Linked DNA regions of Mus musculus: region 1 is linked to region 2. Evidence: chromatin loops called from intact Hi-C (ENCODE). Cell type or tissue: heart. All regions are shown on one strand. Links, peaks and the distances in the headings refer to the core of each region. The heading gives the core; the rest is flanking DNA. Region 1 holds the start of Urm1 (ubiquitin related modifier 1). Region 2 holds the start of Odf2 (outer dense fiber of sperm tails 2).

Region 1 (8,324 bases), core at 235-8,234, 65 kb before region 2:
GACAGGCAAGTGGCTGCCCAGGCCAGTGTGTGGCTATCGCTTTCAATTCCTAGGAAGAAGGTTAAATATCTTCCAGAGGCCCCTAGAGGCGGTTGTGGAGAGGGCGGGAGAGGAGGGGGCGACCCAGTGACTTTCAAAGGGGCCCTGAAAGCTTAGCCACCCCTCCCCCGGGCCGCGGCTTCCTCCCGGCCTAATCAAATTCTGGGCTCAGCCCTAGTCTTTGGCGGCAGTTTAACCCGAGCCCGGGCGGATTTCTTTCTCACTGATCTCAGCTTGACACCCAATTAGCACAAGAATGGGAGGAGGAAGCCTGTGAGAGGCGCCTCCCAGCCTCCCGGGGCGCGCGAGGGGGCAGGCGGGAAAACAAAGGGCGGCGGGCAGGGGGGCACTTGCGCCCTCGCCTCCGCTGCGACCTGCCATTGTCTCTCTTGGAGCTTCAGAGAGGATGGAGGACTACGCCCTGGCTCTCTGGCTGGGGCCCCGGACCCTCTACTGCAAGGGATACTAGGGGAAAGTTATTTGTGAGACTCTGGCCTTAAGTGAGAAGTAGTGGGGAGGGCCAGGATCCCGAAGGCACGGCCTTCGGAGACTCAGTTTTGTCATCTGAAAAATGGGAGGAATATACAAGGTGTAGTCCAGTGGCTCTACTGCTTGGCACCACAGAGCTCAGTAGACAAATGTTCTTTGAGGGAACACAATACCCAGCCTGTACTGTTTCTAACTGATAGGTTAAGCTTGGTTCTGGACGCGAAGTGGCAGTAGCATCAGGCTCAGTGCTGCCAGCATGAGTTCTTTGCAGAGACTTCTGTTCAGATGAAGCCTGAACTTGGATTCATCAAGTTCCTGAAAGGGACTCCCATCAGAACTGTTGGGGTGATAGGCAGTGGTGGCGCACGCCTTTAATCCCAGCACTTGGGAGGCAGAGGCAGGCGGATTTCTGAGTTCGAGGCCAGCCTGGTCTACAGAGTGAGTTCCAGGATAGCAGGGCTACACAGAGAAACCCTGTCTCCAAAAACCAAAACAAACAAACAAAAAACAAAAAAGGGCTTGCTGCTTTTTCTAAGGACCATTTGGTCCCTAGTAGCCAGCTCCAGAGAATTCACCCTGTTCTGCTTGCTCTCTCTCTCTCTCTCTCTCTCTCTCTCTCTCTCTCTCTCTCTCTCTCTCTCTAAAAGGGCTTGCTGCTTTTTCTGAGGACCATTTGGTCCCTAGCAGCCAGCTCCAGAGAATTCACCCTGTTCTGCTCTCTCTCTCTCTCTCTCTCTCTCTCTCTCTCTCTCTCTCACACACACACACACACACACACACACACACACACACACAGAAATCTAAAAACAAAAACATTATGAAGAGCTGTGGAAGTAACTCGGTCTGGTGGGACCTCACTGGCCAGTCACACATCCTCAAGGCCCCCCCATCCCGTCTCGGTGAACTTGTCTAAGGGGGGAAAAATTCAAGGTTTGTTATTTCTCCTTCGGAACTCCTCCCACTTGTGGGAGTTTTTATTTTCCTTAACATTTTTTTTTAGTTTTATTTTATTTTGCCTGTATATATGTATGTGTACCATGTATGTAGCCGGTATCCAGGAGGTCAGAAGAGGGCTGTAGGACTTCCTAGAATTGGAATTTGGATAGTTGTGAATCATCATATGGGTGCTGGGAATTGAACCCTGGTCCATTGGAAGAGCAGCCAGTGCAGCTACTGAGCTGTCTCTCCAGCCTGTCCTTAATAATCGGAGGGAGGGAGGGAGGGAGAGGGAGAGGGAGGGAGGAAGGAAGGAGGAAAGAGATAGGAAGAAAAGTCAAGCTTAATAGCTAGTCCAAGTCTTTAATCCCATAGGCAGTCAGACATCTCTGTGAGATTGAACCAACCTGGCCTGTGTGTGTGTGTGTGTGTGTGTGTGTGTGTGTGTGTGTGTGTGTATGTATGTATGTCAAGGCCAACCAGGGCTACATAGTGAGACCCTGTCCCAAAAATAATTAAAATGGATGGCTCCTGAGGAGTGACACAGGCTAACCTGGCCTACACACACACAAACTAGAAAGGAGTGGGGAGGTAGCTCAGTATTAGAACTCTTATCTAGTGTGCGGGAGACCCTGCGTCAATCCCAAGCCCCGGCATGAAAATGGAGCCAGAGTGGTTAGGCTTAGCGTGATGGTGTAGACACCTATAATCCCAGAAGAGAAAATAACCCCAAAAAGAAAAAAAGAAACACGGCCTGGAGAGGCTGGCTACTCTTCTAGGGGACTCTGGTTCTGAGCACCCACAAGGCAGCTCACAACTGTCTGTAACCCCATGTTCTAGGAATCCAACAACCCCCCCTCCACACACACATATATTCAAGCAAAGCACCAATGTATAATAAGTAACAAATACATAAGGATCGTTAAAAAGAGAAGAAGGAGGTTTCCTCTTGGGAGTGTGAGGTGACTTAGTAGCTGCTGCTCTTAGTTCAGTTCCAGGTCCACAAAGCAGAAGGAGACAAGCAATTCCTACAAATTGTCCACTGATGCCACAGAGGCTATGGCATGCATGGGAACATATGTACACATGCAAATAAATGAATAAAAATGTAATAATGAAAAGTAAAACATAAAAATCTACACAGGGGCTAGAGAGGTGGCTCAGCGGTTAAAAGCACTGACCTTTCTTCCAAAGGTCATAGGTTCAAATCCCAGCAACCACATGGTGGCTCACAACCATCTATAATGAGATCTGATGCCCACTTTGGGGATGTCTGAAGACAGCTACAGTGTAGATAGATAGATAGATAGATAGATAGATAGATAGATAGATAGATAGACCTTTAAGAAAAAAATCCACACAAACTTTAATATAATTTGAAACATACAAGTTCAAAGAAAGACACTTAAAAATGTATAACCTTAGCCAGACAGTGGTGTCATACGTCTTTAATCCCAGCACTTGGGAGGCAGAGGCAGGAGGATTTCTGAGTTCAAGGCCAGCTTGGTCTACAGAGTGAGTTCCAGGACAGGCAGTGCTACACAGAGAAACCCTGTCTCGAAAAAAAATAAATAAATAAAAATTAAAAAAAAAACCAGGGGGTGGTGGCACACGCCTTTAATCCCAGCACTCGGGAGGCAGAGGCAGGTGGATTTCTGAGTTTGAGGTCAGCCTGGTCTACAAAGTGAGTTCCAGGACAGCCAGGGCTACACAGAGAAATCCTGTCTCGAAAAACCAAAAAAAAAAATAAAAAATAAAATAAAATAAAAAATAAAAAAATTGGGCTGGTGAGATGGCTCAGCTGACTGCTCTTCCAAAAGTCCTGAGTTCAAATCCCAGCAACCACATGGTGGCTCACAACCATCGTAACGAAATCTGATGCCCTCTTCTGGAGTGTCTGAAGACAGCTACAGTGTACTTACATATAATAAATAAAAATAAATCTATCTATCTATCTATCTATCTATGTATGTGTGTGTGTATGTATGCATGCGCCATGTGAGTGTCCTGGTACCTGTGGAGGTCAGAAGAGGGCATTGGATCCCCTGGAGCTGGAGTCATGTTCCTGTTGGGAATCCCTTATTTGTTTGTTTGTTTATTTAATTTATTTAACTTTCAGACACAGGATTCTTTTAGTGTAGACCTGGCTGTGCTGGAACTCAATCCATCTGTTGACCAGGCTGGCCTTAACTCAGAGATCCGCCTGCTTCTGCCTCCCAGATGTTGGAATTAAAGGTGTGCCACCTTCATCACTGCCTGGCTTTCCTTTTATTTTTGTGACAGGATCTCTGTGGGCCTGGTTGTCCTGAAACTTAAATAGACAGAGCTAACATAGAATGCATAGAGATGTATGTGCCTCTGCCTTCTGAGTGCTGAGATTATAGACATGAGCCACCACCATTCCTGGAAACATTTAATTTTCATTCATTCATTCACTCATTCATTCATTCATTCACTTACTCATTTATTTGGCTTTAGAGACAGGTTTTCTCTGTTTAACACCCTGGCTGACCTCAAACTCACTGAGATCCACCTGCCTTTATCTCCAGAGCATCAGCATCAAAGGTGTACAAATACCACTCCTGGCAACAATCTTTTAACAAGAGTTGTATCCATGGAGTTGCATTGGTGGCTTGCAAGTTATATTGTTCAAATGATTACAAAAATTAAGGGAAAGCCCAGAGTAGTGTCTCCCAGCTTCTTTCAGAATAGTGCCCCACCCCTTCTTCCCACCATTCAGGAGGCTAAAGCAAAGAACATTGCTGCATGTTCAAGGGGAAAATGCGAGACGTTATTTTATTTTATTTAAAAGATTTATTTATTTATTTATTTATTATAAGTATACTGTAGCTGTCTTCAGACACCCTGGCAAAAGGCATCAGATCTCATGACAGATGGTTGTGAGCCACCATGTGGTTGCTGGGATTTGAACTCAGGAGCTTTGGAAGAGCAGTCAGTGCTCTTAACCGTTGAGTCATCTCCCCAGCCCCGTTATTTTATTTTTTTAAAGGTTTATTTTATGTATATGAGTACACTGTAGCTGTCTTCTGACACACCAGAAGAGGGCATTGGATCCCATTACAGATGGTTGTGAGCCACCAAGTGGTTGCTGAGAATTGAACTCAGGGCCTCTGGAAGAGCAGCCAGTGTGCTTAACTGCTGAGCCATCTCTCCAGCCTGAGATATGTTATTATTTTTTTTATAGATTTATTTATTTATTTTATGTATATGAGTACACCATTGCTCTCTTCAGACACACCAGAAGAGGGCAGCAGATCTCATTACAGATGGTTGTGAGCCACCATGTGGTTGCTGGGAATTGAACTCAGGACCTTTGGCAGAGCAGTCAGTGCTCTTAACTGCTGAGCCATCTCTCCAGCCTGAGACATGTTATTTTTAAAACAAGGTTTCTCTACATAGCCCTGGCCTTCAACACAGAGACAAGTCTGCTTCTGCTTGCTGAGTGCTGGCATGAAGGCCTTTGCCATCATGCCTTTCCTTCCCTTTTCTAGGCAGTATCTCCTCCCTAATTGAGGGTTACCGTGCACTTCTACTTCTGCATGCTTGGATCACAGGTAGACAACAGCATAGCCACTGATTTCTGCATCGCTGGAGTCCAACCCCAGGGCGTTGTGTATTCTAGGCAGGTAATTTGCCAACTCCTACACCCCCCCCCCCCCAAAAAATGCATTTAGAACAGTTCCATCCCTCCTCCTCAGGGCTTCAATAGCCTTCCTTCTCTCCCAGACTTTACAAGACATAGCTTGGCTCTGCCTACTTTTTTGTTTTGTTTTGCTTTTTCAAAACAGGGTTTCTCTGTGTAGCCCTGGCTGTCCTGGAACTCAAGAGACCTGCCTGCCTCTGCCTCCTGAGCTGGGATTAAAGGTGTGTCCCGCCACGGCCTGGCCTCCTGCCTACATTTTTAGCCTTACCATTGGCCAAGCTCTCTGCTCTCCAATTTGCTCCCTCGATATTCCAGTTAGTTTGCAACTTATGTTCTCCTCATAACTACCTGGCTAACTCTAATAAAAATTTAGAGCCCAGACAGTCCACTTTGGTATTTCTCATATGTATACCACCTGGTACTGTGACCAAACCCAGACCCTTGAGCAGGTGCAAGCACTGTACCATTGGGCTACATCTCCAGTTGACATTTTTCTTATCTTTTTTTTTCTTCATGTTTGTGGATGTGGGTGTATTCCTAAATCATCATTCTCCAATATATATATGATTTATATTTTTCAGTGTACTGTTTTTGTTTTTTGTTTGTTTTTCTAGACAGGGTTTCTCTGTGTAACCCTGGCTGTCCTGGAACTCACTTTGTAGACTAGGCTGGCCTCGAACTCAGAAATCCATCTGCCTCTGCCTCCCAAGTGCTGGGATTTAAGGCATGTGCCACCACCATCCGGTTCAGTGTACTGGTTTTTGCCTGAATATATGTAACTGGAACTGGAGTTAAAGTTGAGGACTGCCATGTGGGTGCTGGGAACCAACCCTGGGTTCTCTAGAATAGTAGCTAGTGCTATTAACCTCTGGGCCATCTCTGTAGTCCACTATTTTATGTATTGAGGCAGGGTCTTTCTGGAACTCAGAGCTTGCTCATTGGCTAGTGTAGGTTGCCAGCTTGCCCTGAGGAAGCCATCGTCACCTCCCTAGCTCTGGTATTGCCATGCTAACCATCATTTCACTTGGGTTGGGGATCTTATCTTTGATCTTTACACTTGCCCAGCAAGTACTTTATCAGATGAGCCATCTCCACAGCCCTAGCGTTTTTTTCACAAATCTCTATAATTCTAATTTTCTAACATCGGAAAATTTATTTCAGTTTAGGATTTCACATTTATTAGCATGGTTTGTACATTTGATTACGGCTGTCTCCCCGTCTCCCTGCTACACGGAGAGACCTAGAGACAAGAACTTCAGTTACAGCCGTTATTACTGACTCTCCACAGGACCAATCTGCCAGACACATTGTTAACTCAGTAACCGTGGAGTAGAAGACATACAATTCATCATCTGACACAGATGTTTGCATAGTAAGATGGCAGCTCCGGAGAGAGACAACAGGGTCAGAAACAAGAATTTGGAGTTACCTCGTTTTACTCCCTTAAGCGATGTTAGCTGGGTTGACAGGGTTCTTGTTTGTGGGTTCTTTGTTGTTTTTGGTTTTGTTTTGTTTTTGAACCCTGGGTGTCCTGTAATTCCCTACGTAGATCAGGCTGGCCTGGCACTCACATAATCCACCGTCTCTGCCTTTCTGAGGGCTAGGATTAACGGCGTGTGCCACCATGCGTGGCTTAAAAACAGATTTGTAGCCAATGAAAGATCAACAGTACGTGGCTCACAATCATGTCATCGGATGCTGATGAATTTCCCCTTAGACGTCTTTCTTCAGGAAGTCCCTTCCTGCTCGGTTTTTTTTTTTTTTTTTTTGGCCAGGTCCGCAAATAATGTAGACAATCAATTCCGCAGCCCACTGAGCGGGTGCCTTCGTCCAATAGCTGAGCAGTAACGAACGGATTTCGCCCCACCCCGTACCGCCTCTTCCGTTTACGCTTCCTGGTGGCGACCGGAAATAAACGGGCGCTCCGGAAGTTAAAGGGCGTGTCCTGCTAGTTTGGTTTCCTAAACATGGCGGCGCCCTTATGTGTGAAGGTGGAGTTCGGGTGAGTGAGATCTGGGGCGCCTTGGGGATGGAGCGAAGCCATAAGGCTCGGAATTCCGGACCTCTCTTGGCCTGCCGAGGCTGTGTCGCCCTCCGAGAGCCGGGATAATCCCCTGGCCTCTGACTGACGCGGTCTCTGTGGGTGACGAGGCCGTGAGTCCGAGAGTTGAGGCGCACACACGGGTAGGGAGATGCGTTTGGAATCCTTCGCCTTGCTCTGTATCATGTAGGACTGGGAGGCATTGACAGTGAGCAGGCGGTCTTCCGGCATGTTTCACCCGTGCCATTCCGAGCCCGACTCGCCTTGTCTGGTTTTTGAGCTTCTAAGGGGAGCGCACGAGTAGAGACGAACCCTGCTGAATAATCTCAGTTCTGTCTTCCCGCCTAGTGCCTTCCTAGGGGAAGTCTTGGCCAAGACAGGACCTTCCTCTTTCTCAAACCTTGTGTGTGTGTGTGTGTGTGTGTGTGTTTTCGAGACAGGGGTCCTCTCTGTTTGGCTGTCCTGGAACTCACTCTGTAGATCAGGCTGACCTCGAACACAGAAATCCGCCTGTCTCTGCCTCCCAAGTCCTGGGATTAAAGGCGTGGGCCACCACCGCCCGGCATACCTTGGAGTTTTAATTAGATTTTAATCTTTTGCAAAGTAGTTTGGTAAGTGTCTTCTGCAGAGTCCAGAGGAGCTACCGGGGTAAATAAGCTGCCACGGAGGGAGTGACTAACATTGGTAGTATATTATCCTTACTGTGAAAAGGTTCAGAATCCGGGTACACATCACTACTTGAAGGAACACGGGGAAAAGTGAAGATTGTCTCAAATCACCATTGTGTTCTTCCAACACACAGAATGCTTGTCATGGTTTCAAAACCTGCAGAAGACAGACTTCTTCGGAAGCTGAGAACAAAGAACTGAGGCTTCTAGAGATGGGTGGTTGGTTTCTAGAATCTTATGGAAAAGCTAGGGGTGTGTGTGTGTTTGTGTGTGTGTGTGTAGATGAAGAAGCCAAGGTTGAAGTGAAGGGAAACTCAAGGGTAGAGAGAGATGTAAAATTCCTTCCAAATGCCTTTCTTCGCCTTGGATGCCCCCCATTCCTTTCATGTTGTCCCTTCACTAGGCAGTTCATTCACCAGTCATTTATTGAGTGCCTACCATGTGCCAGGCAGTGAGCCAGACACCAAGGATACAAAGATAAATAGCA
Region 2 (8,324 bases), core at 40-8,039:
AGACAGGGTTTCTCTGCATAGCCCTGGCTGTCCTGGAACTTGCTCTGTAGACCAGGCTGGCCTCAAACTCGTAGATCCACCTGCCTCTGCCTCTTGAGCACTGAGATTAAAGATGTGCAACATTACATCTGTTTTAACAATATTTGAAAAATTAATTTTGTTTGTCTGTATGGGTACATGCACAGGAGTGCAGATGCTTGGAGAGACCAAGAGGGGGTCAGATACTCTGAATTGTGAGCTTCCTAATCTAAAGTGGATGCTGACTGTGGGTCCTCTGCAAGAAATATTTTATGTATAGATTTTAACTACTGAGCCATCTCTCCAGCTGCTCCACATGCCTTCTCTTCTTTCCCATTCTGTGCAAGCAGAGCAGAATCTCTTTTTCCTTTTCTTCCTTCTCTCTCTCTCTCTCTCTCTCTCTTTCTCTCTCCTTCTTTCTTTCTTTGTGATAGAGTTTCATTATATAGCTCTGGCTGGCCTGGGACTCACAGGGACTTGCTTCTCTCTTGTGTGCTGGATCACCTTGTGTCCCAGCATGCCTGTTTTGTTTGTTTATTGCCAGATTGGAGATTCTAAGCTGTTAAACTCTTACTCAAACCCTTCCATGGCTCTCCAGGAGCTGAGGGCCTGAGATCTGACACCAACGCCTGGCCTATTTGGCACTTTATGGCCTAGTTCTGCTGACCTGGGCAGAATTCCTCGCCACTATGACCATAACACTTCAGAGGACTGAATACTCCACAGTGCTGCCCTATAGAACATTCTGTATGTGCCCAGGCCTGGGTGTGCTAACTCCATACCTGTTGCTCTCTGCTTAGAACCCGCACCCATCAGTCACACTTGCACACAGCTCTCAAGGCCTTAGCATCTCCAATACCATCACCTCTGGGAACTCTCTCCTGCCTGCCTAAGACGATAGGTCCTGTTTCTCCCTTTCCCCTCCTCCTCCCACTCTTCCCACCTCCTCTTATTCCTGTCTGCCCTCTCTTACAGTAGCTGAAAGACTTGCAGCTCTTTGAAAGCTACCACCTAGCATCTGAGTGGTTTGTACTCCTACCATTCAAAATACTAGCATGTGCTTCGACTGTCCTCTCAGCTTTAAGTACACTCGAAGTTTTTTTTTTTTTAAGATTTATTTATTGTATGCTTTAAGTACACTGTAGCTGTCTTCAGACACTCCAGAAGAGGGCGCCAGATCTCATTACAGATGGTTGTGAGCCACCATGTGGTTGTTGGGATTTGAACTCAAGACCTTCGGAAGAACAGTCAGTGCTCTTAACCGCTGAGCCATCTCTCCAGCCCCCGACACTCGAAGTTTTACTTATTTGTATGAATGCTTTATCTGTGTGTGGTGTGTGTGCTCACTGGCTGAATGACTAGATCCCTCTAGGGGTCAGAACTGGGCATCAGATCAACCAGAACTGGAGTTACAGATAGTTGTGAGCCACCTTGTGGGTGCTGGGAACCAAAGCCAGGTGCTTTGCAGGAGCAGCCAGTGTTCTTAGCTGCCGAGCCATCTCTCTAGCCCCGACAAGTATGTGTAAAAATAAACCCCCTTTGCTTCCTTCCTCATTTCACCTTACTGTGGTGTCCTTGAGCTTCTGTCATCATTTTCCAAACCTCCTAACTTCTAGCACCTCAGGAATGACTCCTCTTTTTATTATTTTTGGCTCTTTGAGACAGCGTTTCTCTGTGTAACCTTGGCTGTCCTACAAGTAGCTCTGTAGAATAGATTGGCCTCAAACTCATAGAGCTGCATGCCTCTGTCTCCCAAATGCTGAAATCAAAGGTGTCTGCCACCGCCGGCCGGACTTCCTCCAATACCGTCCATTTTCAGACCTTTTATTGCAAAAGTCAGAAATAGCTGACTAACAGGGAGGACTGTTTAGACTGTTTAGTATGGAATAGACAACATAAAAGCTTTCCTTGTCTGGTTTCATTAGTATGATAGGTCATGTACTCCTCTGAGACTGAATGGCAGGTGCTAATGTGCCTTGAATGTAGCACGGACTTAGTTCAATGAATAGGGACATGCTAAGACATGAGCAACAATTCCATTTGGAAGTAGCAAAAGGATATTTCATTATTTTAACTAAATCGAAAAGTCTTGCTATGTAGACCACGCTGGCTTCAAACTCCTGACCAAATCAACTTGTCTCAGCCTCCTGATAGAATTCTGAGATTATAGCTATGTACCATCGTGTTTACAAAGGAGACACTTTACAGACATGTTTGAGCTGCACCTTGAAGCAGGTTGTTTATCTTAGGCAGCAAGAAGCACACATACATCTGAAGGCAGACCAGAAGGGCAGCTAAGGGTGGGAAAGTGTGTAGATATTAAGGGAATTTCATTTGGTAGATTTTTTCTCTATGAAATAGGGAACTTGATGTATGGAATGCAGAAGAGACAAAAGTTTGGAAAAGCCTCTGTTGGTAATTGTCTAGAGAGAACTGCTGGACAGAGTGGAGACAATGATTCGTGGAGATTATAACACGCACGTGTTACTGAAAATTGAATCTAGGATTTTGCTCAGGTCAGGCAAGGGTTCTAACTCGGAGTTCCTGTCCCCAGCTGTATGCTCTTGCGGAACCTCAGGATGGTAGAGATAGGTAGGACTGAGGGATACAGACTGGCCTTCAACTAACTCATGGCCATCTCCCTCCTTCATTGAGATTACTGGCATGAAAAAAAGAAGAAGAAGAAGAAAGAAGAAAGAAGAAAGAAGAAAGAAGAAAGAAAGAAGGAAGAAGGAAGAAGGAAGAAGAAAGAAAGAAGAAGAAGAAGAAGAAGAAGAAGAAGAAGAAGAAGAAGAAGAGGAGAAGAAGAAGGAAGAAGAAAGAAAGAAGAAGAAGAAGAAGAAGAAGAAGAAGAAGAAGAAGAAGAAGAAGAAGGAAGAAGAAAGAAGAAGAAGAAGAAGAAGAAGAAGAAGAAGAAGAAGAAGAAGAAGAAGAAGGAAGAAGAAAGAAGAAGGAAGAAGAAAGAAGAAGAAGAAGAAGAAGAAGAAGAAGAAGAAGAAGAAGAAGAAGAAGAAGGAAGAAGAAGGAGAAGGAGAAGGAGAAGGAGAAGGAGAAGGAGAAGGAGAAGGAGAAGGAGAAGGAGAAGGAGAAGGAGAAGGAGAAGGAGAAGAAGAAGAAGAAGAAGAAGAAAGGCTCGGCTTGCTGGTGTACTCCTATAACCCCAGCAAGCAGCAGAGATAGGCAGATTTCTGCTCAAACGCAGCAAGTTCCAGGCCAGCCAGGGTTGCACGCACAAAATGAACCGTCAAGGGTTGACGAACAAATATGACATGGTAAGACTGCCCTGCCGGCTGTGGAGGTGGGAAGGTAGTTCACGCTCCAGGGAGGAGCTGGTGGGAGCACAACTACTGTGTTGGAGTTAAGGTGTCAAGGAAATGAGGTCTACCCAGCCCGGAGGTTGTTAAAGTCTCCCAGAATCCAGGGCGGGAACGTGAGCCTCGTGACAGTCCCCCACGATTGGCTAACAGGGAAGCATAGTTGAGAAGATGGCGGCTCAGCAGAGAGAACCTCAGCAGAGCAGGTCCGTATAGAAGCGGCGTACGGTGTGCGGGAGGGCGGCAGGGGCGTGGGGAGTGCGGCCTCTTCCTTCGGTTTGGGGCGTGTGGGAGAGGGGTACAGTTTGTGGAGTGTGCACAAGTTGTCTGCACTGAGCGGCCGAGGCATAGGAATGGCTTTCCAGAAGCCCCAGCCTGTCGCTTGTACAGACGCCCTCTGCGTCCAGCTTCCTCCTGTGTTTCGAGGGGAGCGCGTTAGGGTTCAGGATTCAGGAGGACCAGGGCAAAATGGCGGAGGGGACTCGGTGGCCTGAACGGTGGGGCAAGACCAGGCCGGCTGGCGCGGGAGGCGTCGCGTGTCTCCCTGACGACGGGGCGGTGGACAGGCCTCGTGACCCAGAAGTGGGCGGAGCGTCCCCGTGTGGGGCGGGGCATCTCTGTGACGCTGGGGGCTGGGCCTAAATGGCGAAACCCGAGAGGCTCCGGGGGGGGTTTGAACTGGCCAATGGGCGAGCTGCCGACCGGTTGTCGGAAAAGGAGGCGGAAGCGGGGAGGAGCCGCCGCGGGAGCCGGACTGCATCCGCCGCGGCGTCTCCATGGCACGACCCTGGCCTCCGACTTCAACGACTTCATAAGGAGACGGTTCTGGGCGCAGCCGTGCCGCTCTTGGTGAGAGGCCACGCGGCGGGGCAGGGCGTAGAGTGCCGCGGGTTCAAGCCCCGCGCTCCCGGGGCTGGCTCGACCGGGCACCGTCCCCGAGTCTAGGCGCGCTCCTTCCTGCGTCCGAACCCGGCCCGCCCCGCTCCTCGTTGGGCGCGGGCCCTTCCTCCTCCCGCTAACGGGCGGGCCGGCCGCCTCCGTCCTCTCCGGGCCATCGGCAGCGCTCTTTCCCTCCTCTGCTGTCCTCGGGCAGGGCTGCGCCCTTCTATGGGCAGAACCCCGTCCCCTCTTGCCCGCTGGTGGGTGGCCGTGCGCCCCATCCTCCCCGGAGGCCACCCCTGCTCTCTGCGGACTGGGCCGCAGCAGTTACATGCGCTCGGGGTGGGCAGGCCTCCGGGGACCCTCCAGACCAGCTCCAGGGATGTGGGTGATCCAGGAGCGGTCTGGCTCTCCATGCCGCCCCGCCTAGGCCGCCGCTCCACCCCTTCCATCTATTGGTTCTCCCTGGTAGCTATTCTGCCGGGAACGCCCCTTCACCTAGGAGACAGTTGCCCAGGCACTGTCCCGAAGATCCCTCCAGCTCCCTGTGCGGGTTCCCGCCCCTGGGGGGCCCACTTGGGGCCTAGCAGTTCTCACCTTCTTCGCACTCCAGGCAGCCCTCAGGTTTAAACCCTAGTAGCCGTCGGCCCGCTATTCTTCCCGGGTGGGGTCTGGGCATGCTGGTCGTTGTCCTCCTTTCAGTGACGTGGCCCCTCACTGTCCTGCCGCGCCCTCCACCTGCCTCCTGGCGGCGCACTCGGCACCCCGCAGGTCGCTCAGCCTCTCCTGTCTCCCTCCCTCCCCACTTTGGCAGGACAGTTGCTGTGCGACTTGGACAGTAGAGGAGCGCCTCCCAAGTTTTCATCCAACTGCCACCCCCAAAGCTTCCACCCTCCTCCCCTCAGAGAGAGGACGTTTGATGCCCGGCCCCTGAGATTCTCATTGGCCAGCCCCTCTGGGTCCCCCTGAGCAGAGCCTGCCGACCCAATTGCCCATCTTTGCGGCTTTGATGCTTAACCATGTCTGCCTCATCCTCAGGCGGCTCCCCCAGGTACAGCCAATGTGGGGGGCGCCTTTGCAGTAGGGCAGGGAAAGGTGGTCAGGGCTCCCCAGGCCAGGCTCAATGGAAACTTTTTTTTAGTTTCCCAGGTACTGAAAGTCTGGACCCAAAACACTTGAAAGTGACTTTGAAAGGGGAGGAGTAAAGACTCCCCTCCCCCGCCTACAGCTTACTAGTAGCAAACAAGATCACTCTTAATGCTTTGAGTTCAGCTTGGCTTCAGACTCACTAGGTAGTCAAGGTTGTGCTTGAATTCCCGATTCTCCTTTCTCCACGTCCCATGTGGTGGCTTAAAAGCGTTTCCCACCATGGCACCTCTAAACTAGTGTTAAAGTGAGCAGAGATATTATAAGTAAGTAGAAGGGGGGAAAACTTGAGGTTCTACTTTGAACAGTCTTCTTCCGAGTGGCCGTCCGGCTCGCTCAGTAGTTGTTTGTGAGCCGAGCAGAGTGCAGACCATGGTGCTGTTGCTTTAGGTTTCAGTCTTCCCCCTGAAGAGCTGGTGAGGTCGGCAGAAGGCTATCTGGGAACTGTGAGGAGGCAGTGGGCTAGGTTAGCTTTAACCATTGCAGACCGTTCTCCCCCAGCCGGGACTCTGGCTGGACTGCTGGTCTGGAGCACAGTATTGGCTGTTTTGCACTTGTCGTATTGGGCTGCATATGTACAAGCAAGGCTCTGGTGTGGGCAGTGAGTGGACCACGTTGGGAAGTGGGGTCTTCGTATGCTTCAGCAAGGGTGTGAGCCTTCCTTTTACAAGCTGGTGTCCCAGTGACTTTGCTCCTGAGCTGCATGTTTTAGGTTAACCTGTCACTGAACGCTTCCCCAGAGGAGCTTGGGGACTGTAACCCTTGTTGAGACTGGTGCCTTGGCAGCTTTTTTTTGGGTCACCTGATTGGAGATGACAGGTAGGCTTTCAGCACAAGGTCACAATACATGTGATGCGATGGCAGGTTTAAAAGGCCAGCCATGCAGACAGCCTACACCTGGTATCACCCTCCTGCTGAGCACACCATGCGCGCCTTGTGCTCATCTACAGAGAGCCAGGGGACTCAAGACTGCTGCTCCAAGCTGCCGACGCAATAGCCACCACATGCAGTGTGCCATTTCCCAAGAGCTGAGAAACAGGAGAACCTTGGCTTTCTGCTCATAATCTGGTTCTTGTGCCCGGGTGCAGGTTTCCATCGTGTGGGAAGAACGGAGTAACGAGTCTCACACAGAAAAAAGTCTTGAGAACACCTTGTGGCGCACCCAGTGTAACTGTTACGGTAGGTGACCCTCACAACGGTACCATCAGAACTGCTTCTGCAAGCCTTTGCTAGGGACTGCCCAGGTGCTCTGTATGGAGCTGGGAAGCATGGCCTGCTTGCTGATGAAGGAAGGAGTCAGGTGTGAGGAGGTTGTCTTGATAGCCTTCCAGGGACATCCCAACATCTTTAGAACAGATATTTTAAAAAGAAAAAAAAAAAGAAATAAAAGCATGAGAGAGAGGTGGGATGGGGGCTGCCGGCGGGCAAGGCTGTTCCTGGGGTCCAGCTCTGCTCACGTTTTCTCTGGAGTCTCTACACTCTCCTCACACTTGGCATCCCCACTGGCCTCCTCTGTGCCCTAGTGCCTTGCTTGCATGTGGCCTGCATGCATCTGCACCTTAACCATTTTGAGTGTTTCCCACACTAACTCGCATGTCTGGTTGGAAGATACAGCTTTGCAGCCGACCTGCACTAAGTCCAAGGCGGAGCTGCCCAGTCCGTCTGGCTTGGGTGGAGCTGCAGCTCTGAGGACCCTGCTTGTGCTTTTAGAGAACCTTGTCCTGAGCGGACCTGGAGGCCTTCAGCTGAGACCTCTGCAGAGTCAGCCTGAGTGTCACGCCAGCCGTGCTTCCTGCCTGCATGCCAGTAGTTGGTAGCTGTCCTGCTCACTTGGTGGCTGAGCGTTCAGGTGTCCCCAGAAGCCTCTGAGCTCTGTTTTCATGCCTAGTTTACTCATCCACAGATCCATCTTTTTTGTGTTGCCCTCCCCTGCCTGCCAGAAGTGAACCATGAAGGACCGATCTTCAACTCCCCCCTTACATGTTCACGTGGATGAGAACACTCCTGTCCACGTCCACATAAAAAAACTCCCGAAACCGTCAGCAGCCAGCAGCCAGGTAGGAGCATGGCAGCGGGGCGAGGTCATGGCTGCAGATCCTGTCTCCCAGCCCAGTCTCCTCCCACTGCTGACTCCAAAGGTTTGGGAGACACATTTTTTTCTGGAGGTCAGTTGCCTGGTTAGAAGGTAGGCCTTTGGTTCCCAGCAGCAGCAGCAGCAGCAGCAGCAGCAGCAGCAGCAGTAGCAGTAACATTACTCAGAAGAGGCCCCTCTGCAAAGGTGGCATATGCCACCTGAGTGACACTGGGCAGCTGGGCCTGGAGATGACTCTAGTTTTGTCCCCACAGAAATCTCATAAGCGCGGAATGAAAGGGGACACCGTGAATGTACGGCGGAGTGTCCGGGTGAAAACCAAGGTACCTTGGATGCCCCCTGGAAAATCATCTGCCCGGCATGTGGGATGCAAGTGGGAGGTAGGCTCAGTCTTGTTCAGGCTGCTCTTCTTGGACTGGTCAGTCAGATTCTAGCAGGCCTCAGACTTGGTATGATTGCAGAGATTCCAGTGAGCCTCATTGACTGGGTGCCTTTGTAAACCCTGTAACTTATGGCACCACTTAGCCTCTTGCAGCTTTGCTGGGTGGTAGATCCTGCTGTTCCACTGTAGACATGAAACAGCTGGGAGCTGACATGCCCGGAGTCTTACAGAGAGAGCAGCAGAACTGGAGTTAGGACGCTGTCTCATTTTGGAGACTGAACTCAGCCTCTGCTTTGCACATAGATTTACATGTCTGTCATAGTATCTGAAGTATAATTAACATGGAGGATGTTTACGTGTGCATGTGTACATAAACCAACCTATAAAATAGCCAAGAAAATGTTGCTGGCCATATAGATGATGCAAGCATTTATCCACACTGCTTTGGAACAAATGGAGTATCTTCAGTATTAATACCCAAGATACTGTGTCT

The links. Peaks named below come from ENCODE experiments on the same cell type or tissue, not always from the same donor. Only the 100,000 strongest peaks of a DNase experiment are listed, where the experiment ranks them.
Region 1: it touches region 2 in a loop (2.0-fold over the local background); 1 of 42 quality-filtered maps calls a loop at or near these places.

The regions. Positions count from the first base shown.
Region 1 is chr2:29,820,306-29,828,629 of GRCm38, forward strand. It overlaps Urm1 (ubiquitin related modifier 1), which reads left to right and starts at 7,084. Exons shown (of 5, transcript NM_026615.4): 1 at 7,084-7,130. The coding sequence starts at 7,096. In heart, for the core only: a CTCF peak has its summit at 4,736 (motif pointing right); a DNase peak (open chromatin) is centred at 7,016; H3K4me3 peaks cover 2,940 bases; H3K27ac peaks cover 2,134 bases.
Region 2 is chr2:29,885,741-29,894,064 of GRCm38, forward strand. It overlaps Odf2 (outer dense fiber of sperm tails 2), which reads left to right and starts at 4,250. Exons shown (of 21, transcript NM_001369060.1): 1 at 4,250-4,471; 2 at 5,026-5,262; 3 at 6,446-6,536; 4 at 7,704-7,829. The coding sequence starts at 5,231. In heart, for the core only: CTCF peaks have their summits at 1,163 (motif pointing right) and 4,965; DNase peaks (open chromatin) are centred at 3,951 and 4,681; H3K4me3 peaks cover 2,505 bases; H3K27ac peaks cover 2,510 bases.